Regions from separate parts of the Homo sapiens genome. Here region 2 is linked to region 1. A link is a loop called in an ENCODE intact Hi-C map of the cell type or tissue named here. Cell type or tissue: endothelial cell of umbilical vein. All regions are shown on one strand. Each heading gives the region's core, and the rest is flanking DNA. Links, peaks and the distances in the headings are about the cores only.

Region 1 (2,910 bases), core at 200-2,699:
GTGCTCCTTCCTACTCTGAACCAGACAGAGAAAGTTTCTCAGAGATGAGCTATGCAGGAGACAATTAAAATAAAACTATCAGGCCGGGTGTGGTGGCTCACAGCTGTAATCCCAGCACTTTGTGGGGCCAAGGTGAGTCGATCACCTGAGGCCAGGAGTTCGAAATGAGCCTGGCCAACATGGTGAAACCCATCTCTACTAAAAATACAAAAAAAATTAGCTGGGCATAGTGGTGGGGGCCTGTAATCCCAGCTACTTGGGAGGCTGAGGCTGGAGAATTGCTTGAACCTGGGAGGCAGAGGTTGCAATGAGCCAAGATTGCACCATTGCACTCCAGCCTGGGCAACAAGAGTGAAAACTCTGTCTCAAAGATAAGATAATAAAATAAAACAAAACAAAACAAAACAAAACAAAACTGTCAGTCACCTGGACTTTCAGAAGACATAGTGGGCTATTCGCAAAGCGAGATTTTTCTGGTGAGTATCTCAATTACTCACTCTCTGGGTCATGGCCAGGCACTGCTTCCTCAGCACGAGGCACCACCAAAGACCTGAGAAATAGGATCCCTGGAGTAGTCTTCCGACCCCTTGGAGGCCTCTACGAGAATACCTGTTACTTTTCTCACCTGGGAATATTCCAACATGTGTAGCCCTCATACTGCAAACACCATAGCATTGCTTCTGAGTTTTCTCTGTGCGACCCCAAACCAATGTGGTCCCTCTGTCTGTGGGCTAAAGAGCAATCAGAAGAGCCATGAAAAATGACATTTTCTTAAACCTTGTGTTTTGTGAAAACTACATGTTATAGAGCTACCCCCCAACAAAAGGAACTGATGAACAGGAATACACAAAGGGGCTGTTTTGGTTAAGATCATAAATCCAACTCAAAACTAGCTTAAGCAAGCAAGGTAATTTATTGATTGTATCAGAAATGTGTTTGGCTACGAACAAAAACTCTGACTACGGTTGGCATAAATAAAGGTTTTCTTTGTCTCACATAATGTTCAGAGGTAGAGCCAGGCGTGGTGGCTCACACCTATAATCCCAGCACTTTGGGCGGCCGGGGTGGGTGGATCACTTGAGGTCAGGAGTTTGAGACCAGCCTGATGAACATGGTGAAACCCCATCTCTACTAAAAATACAAACATTAGCCAGGTGTGGTGTCCCGTTCTTGTAATCCCAGCTACTCAGGAGGCTGAGGCTGGAGAATTGTTTGAACCCAGGAGCGGAGGCTGCAGTGAGCCTAGATTGTGCCACCACACTCCAGCCTGGGCTACAAAGTAAGACTCTGTCTCAAAAAAAAAAAAAAGTTCAGAGGCAGGCAGTCCGGGGCAGGAGAGAACGCTCAGCAACCCCTCCTCTCTTTCTGCCCCATTGTCCCCAGCCTGGTCTGTTGAGGTTGTGAGGCAGCTGCAAATTCCTAGCCCTTACTCATAGGAAGGAAAAGAACAAAAATAGAAAAATGGAAGGAGGTCCACAGCCAGTTCTGATGACGTTTCTATATCAGTGATCTGTTTCTGCGTGACTAATCATCCCCAAACCTAACAGCTAAAAACCACCACACATTGTCGCTGATGAGTCTATGGGTTGGCTCGGAAGTTTTGCTGATTTGAGGCTGGCTTGGCTGATCTCAGCTGGGCTCGGTCATGTGTCTGTGAAAGACTGGTCTTCCACTGGGACCGTCCGATCTAGGATGGCCCTCTCACGTGGCTGGTGTTGGCGAGTTGTCAGCTGCTGGGATGTCTCCCTTCCACCAGCAGGCTAGCCTGGGATTGCTCACATGGTGACTGGGCTGGGGTTCAACAGAGGGAGCAGACATATCCAAAAGCTCTTGAGACCTAGGCTCAGGCCTGGCACAGTGTCACTCCTCCCACCTTCTATTGCCCCAAAGTCGTGAGGTCAGCTGAGATTAAAGGTGGAGAAATAGGCTGGGCATGGTGGCTCATGCCTGTAATCCTAGCCCTCTGGGAGGCCGAGGCAGGCAGATCATTTGAGGTCAGGAGTTTGAGACCAGCCTGGCCAACAAGGTGAAACCTCGTCTCTACTAAAAGTACAAAAATTAGCTGCGCGTGGTGGCACGTATCTGTAATCCCAGCTACTTGGGAGGCTGAGGCAGGAGAATCACTTGAACCTGGGAAGAAGAAGTTGCAGTGAGCCAAGATCGTGCCACTGCACTCCAGCCCAGGCAACAGAGTGAGACTCTGTCTCAAAAAAAAAAAAAAAAAAGGTGGAGAAATAGACTCTACCTCTCTCTGGGAGGAGCCACAAAGGCACCACGCACTGGGTGGTGTGGATAGGTGTGAAAGTGGAGTGTGGTGGCCAAGTGACACAGTTTGGCTGTGCTGGTTCACAAGGGCACCCTTAGCTTCATCAGGGCTTGGAAAACTGAGCTGTGAGCAGTTTCTGCCTCTATAAGAGAAGCCAGAGGAAAGGGGATCAGAAATGAAGCTGGGGCAGCCGGTCGCCAGCCTGCTACAGTCACCGACCTGGGAGATGGGTGGAACTAGCTGACAGCAGGGGCTCAAACAGGGTCATCTGGGCATCTCCCTCCATCGCTTGGCTCTGCTCAGCTCTGTGCTGTAAAGTGTCAGCTGAGTGAGTCACCAGCAGCCCCGACCTACCTTCTCCTGGCGCCACAAATCCAGAGGAAAGAGGATTTCTTTTTCCCTATTTCCCACCATTGATTGCAGGGAAACCTCTGACTGCTTTTGCCTGGTCAGGCGTCTTTTCCCTAAAAACATCTGTGGAGTCAAGGGCAATGGGTGCCGTAATGTCCAGCCTGGATCATCCGCTGTCCCCTCTGGCTCCTGGGGGGGCAGGTGGAGGTGGGGATCATGACAGACACTCTGCCAAGGCCGGATAGACAGCTGGAGTTGCCCAAAGGGACCAGAACAAGTGAGAGAGGAGAATG
Region 2 (2,910 bases), core at 179-2,678, 66 kb before region 1:
TGATTTTGGCTCACTGCAGCCTCTGCCTCCCCAGCTCAAGTGATTCTCCTGCCTCGGCCTCCTGAGTAGCTGGGATTACAGGTGCCCGCCACCATGCCCAGCTAATTTTTGTACTTTTTGTAGAGACAGGGTTTCACCATCTTGACCAGGCTGGTCTCAAACTCCTGAGATCAAGCAGTCAGCCCACCTTGGCCTCCCAAAGTGCTGGGATTACAGGTGTGAGCCACTGCACCCGGAAGTATGAAGTCTTTTTTATTACAGCCATCCCAGTGGGTGTGAAGTTTTGCACCTTTGTCAAAAATCAGTTGGTCATACCCTGTGGGTCTATGTCTAGGTTCTCTGTTCCAATGATCTGTGTTTCTATCTCTCTGCCAGTGCCACACAGTCTTGGTTACTGTACTATATGATGTCTTAAAATCAGGTAGAGTGGGCCGGGCATTGTGGCTCATGCCTGTAATCCCTGCACTTTGGGAGGTCAAGGTGGGCTGATCACTTGAGGTCAGGAGTTCAAGACCAGCCTGGCCAACATGGTGAGACTCCCGTCTCTACTAAAAAAAAATACAAACATTAGCCAGGCAAGGTGGCGGGCGCCTGTAATCCCAGCTACTCGGGAGGCTGAGGTAGGAGAATCATTTGAACCCGGGAGGTGGAGGTTGCGGTGAGCTGAGATCCTGCCACTGTGCTGCAGCCTGGGCAACACAGCGAGACTCTGTCTCAGCAAAAATAAATAAATAAATAAATAAATAAATAAATAAATAAATCAGGCAGAGTGAGTCTTCCCATTTTATTCTTTTTTTTTTTTTTTTGTAAAGTCTTGCCAGGCATTCAGGGTCCTTCTGGAGTGAGCCTGGGCCTCCCCTTGAAGACACCCCCTCCTGCTCTGCCAAATAGCCCTCCTGCAGCCTCTCATTATCACACCTAGCCTCCTCCTCATCCCTTGCTTCTGCTGTCGCTGCCACCTGGGATACCTTCACTGTCTCTGTTTGCCTCGCCAATTCCAGCCTGTTCTTCCAGCCTGTTCTCCCAATCCTTGGCAGGCTGAGACCCGCCCCACCTCTGAACCCTGAACTCCCTCTGAAAATCTGTGCCAAGGCTCTGTCCCTGGGAGAATCGTAGCAGCTCTTGAATTTTCCATTAAATATTTTGCGGGTGTGAGTTTGGGCTCTCCAGTCAGGGTGATCTGGCAGTTGGCCAAGCTGGCCTTCACCCAGAGTAGTGACCAGGAAGATCGCGGGCACCTCTTGACCCCCAGACTGAGAGAAGCAGCTGGACCCAAACACCCGGTGGGGCTATTTTTAGTTGCTGGTTCCCGGCAGGCCTGGCCTGGTTTGAGCCTGGATGGAGAACAATGAGCCATTGAACCTTATCGAGTCCCTGGGCCCTGTAAGGCCAGGAGAAGGGTAAATGATAGAGCGAGTGGGGGCAGTGCTCAGAGGTGGACAGAGGTTGCCTGGCCACCTCCCCCATGCCGACCGGCAGGAAAAGCTTCTACCCAAGCTCTTTGTTAGACTTCCCGTGGGGCCAGGTGCGGAGCCGGCAAGTATTTTGGGAATGCTGTGTTTGTTAGCAGCGGCGGCAGCCTTTCCAACATTTCTTGAGCCCGTCTCGTGGGTCAGACACGGTGCTGAGCACTGCGTGTCCTCTCATATTTATCAGCCTCATTGTTCACATGTGGAAACTGAGGCCCAGTTAAAAGAGGCCAGGAACCTGCTCACACACAGCAAATAAGAGGAGGAGTCGGGATTCAAACCCAGGCCCTCTCTGTCTCCTTCCAGAGTGTGGACACTGCAGAGCCACCCAAACCAGCCTGCCACCTCTCAGGCCCCCCCGGGACTGGTGGGCTTCAGTCTCTCCTCTTTAACAACTCTGACTCCATGAATGACCTCAGGCAAGTCACTTGTCTTCCCTGGCCTTGGTTTACTCATTGGTAAAATGTGGGGGAGCCTTTCATTCAGGGCGGTATGGGATGGTGCTTCACAGCTGGGGAGGGGACCAGCATGGTCTGGCCTCCACCTTCCCTCGTCTGGTGATTTAAAAAGCCCACGAAGCACAGTTCTGTTCATTGCAGACACAAAAGGTCTTCACCCAGGAAACACATTCTGGGCGTAGTGGCTTCTAGGCCCTGAGGGATGGAGGCATCCGATCTGCCCAGTGGAATTGGGGAATTCAGGAATTCACAGTCTGGAAGGGAAGACAGGCTCATTGACAGCACAATGAGCAAGATGCATGAGAAACATCTACATGAGTCTGCTACGGTGGTCAAAACACAGTCCCAAGCCTGGTGGTGCCTTAAGCAGCAGTAGTCTATTTCCTCACAGTTCTGGAGGCTGGAAGTCCAGGATCCAGGTGTGGCAGGGTTGGTTTCTTCTGAGGCTGCTCTCTTTGGCTTGTCGTTGGCCATCTTCTCCCTGTGCCTTCATGGGTCTTCCCTTGCACCCTTCTGTGTCCTCATCTCCTCTTCTTATAAGGACATCAGTCACATTGGCTTAGGAAGACAGTCATTCCCACTCTATTGACCTCACACTAACTTAATGACCTCTGTAAATACAGTGACATTCTCCAGGACTGGGAGTTAGGACTTCAACATTGGAAATGTGGGAGACACCTTTCATTCCATAGCAATGGCGATTTAAAATGACTGACAGTAGTCACTTTTGCATATTGGCAGATAGTAAATCCTGTCAGGTGAGGCCCCTCCTGGGATCCCCAAGGAGCGGAAGTTCTGAATAGCTTTGGCATTAGAAATGAGAAGGGTGAGGGGACCTGAGAAGGGAGAAGGAGTTTCCAGAACACTCTGAGAGGTTAGGTTTCCCGACTCCCAGCTTGTGAGAGATTCTCTGTGAGGAAAGATGGTTGACAAATTCCTAAGAAGCATCATGTCTGACCCTGAATGTCAAGTTTTTTGGTGGC

What was found. Peaks named below come from ENCODE experiments on the same cell type or tissue, not always from the same donor. Only the 100,000 strongest peaks of a DNase experiment are listed, where the experiment ranks them.
Region 2: it touches region 1 in a loop (6-fold over the local background); 1 of 110 quality-filtered maps calls a loop at or near these places.

Annotation. Positions count from the first base shown.
Region 1 is chr9:113,674,134-113,677,043 of GRCh38, forward strand. The region is part of intron 2 of LOC105376223 (a long non-coding RNA gene); the gene reads left to right. Among named protein-coding and RNA genes, the nearest start is that of ZNF618, 200 kb to the right of the region's middle. In endothelial cell of umbilical vein, for the core only: no CTCF peak of the experiment used is centred there; DNase peaks (open chromatin) are centred at 508 and 1,498; H3K27ac peaks cover 2,228 bases.
Region 2 is chr9:113,608,608-113,611,517 of GRCh38, forward strand. No RefSeq gene overlaps it. Among named protein-coding and RNA genes, the nearest start is that of RGS3, 150 kb to the left of the region's middle. In endothelial cell of umbilical vein, for the core only: no CTCF peak of the experiment used is centred there; a DNase peak (open chromatin) is centred at 1,364; H3K27ac peaks cover 1,968 bases.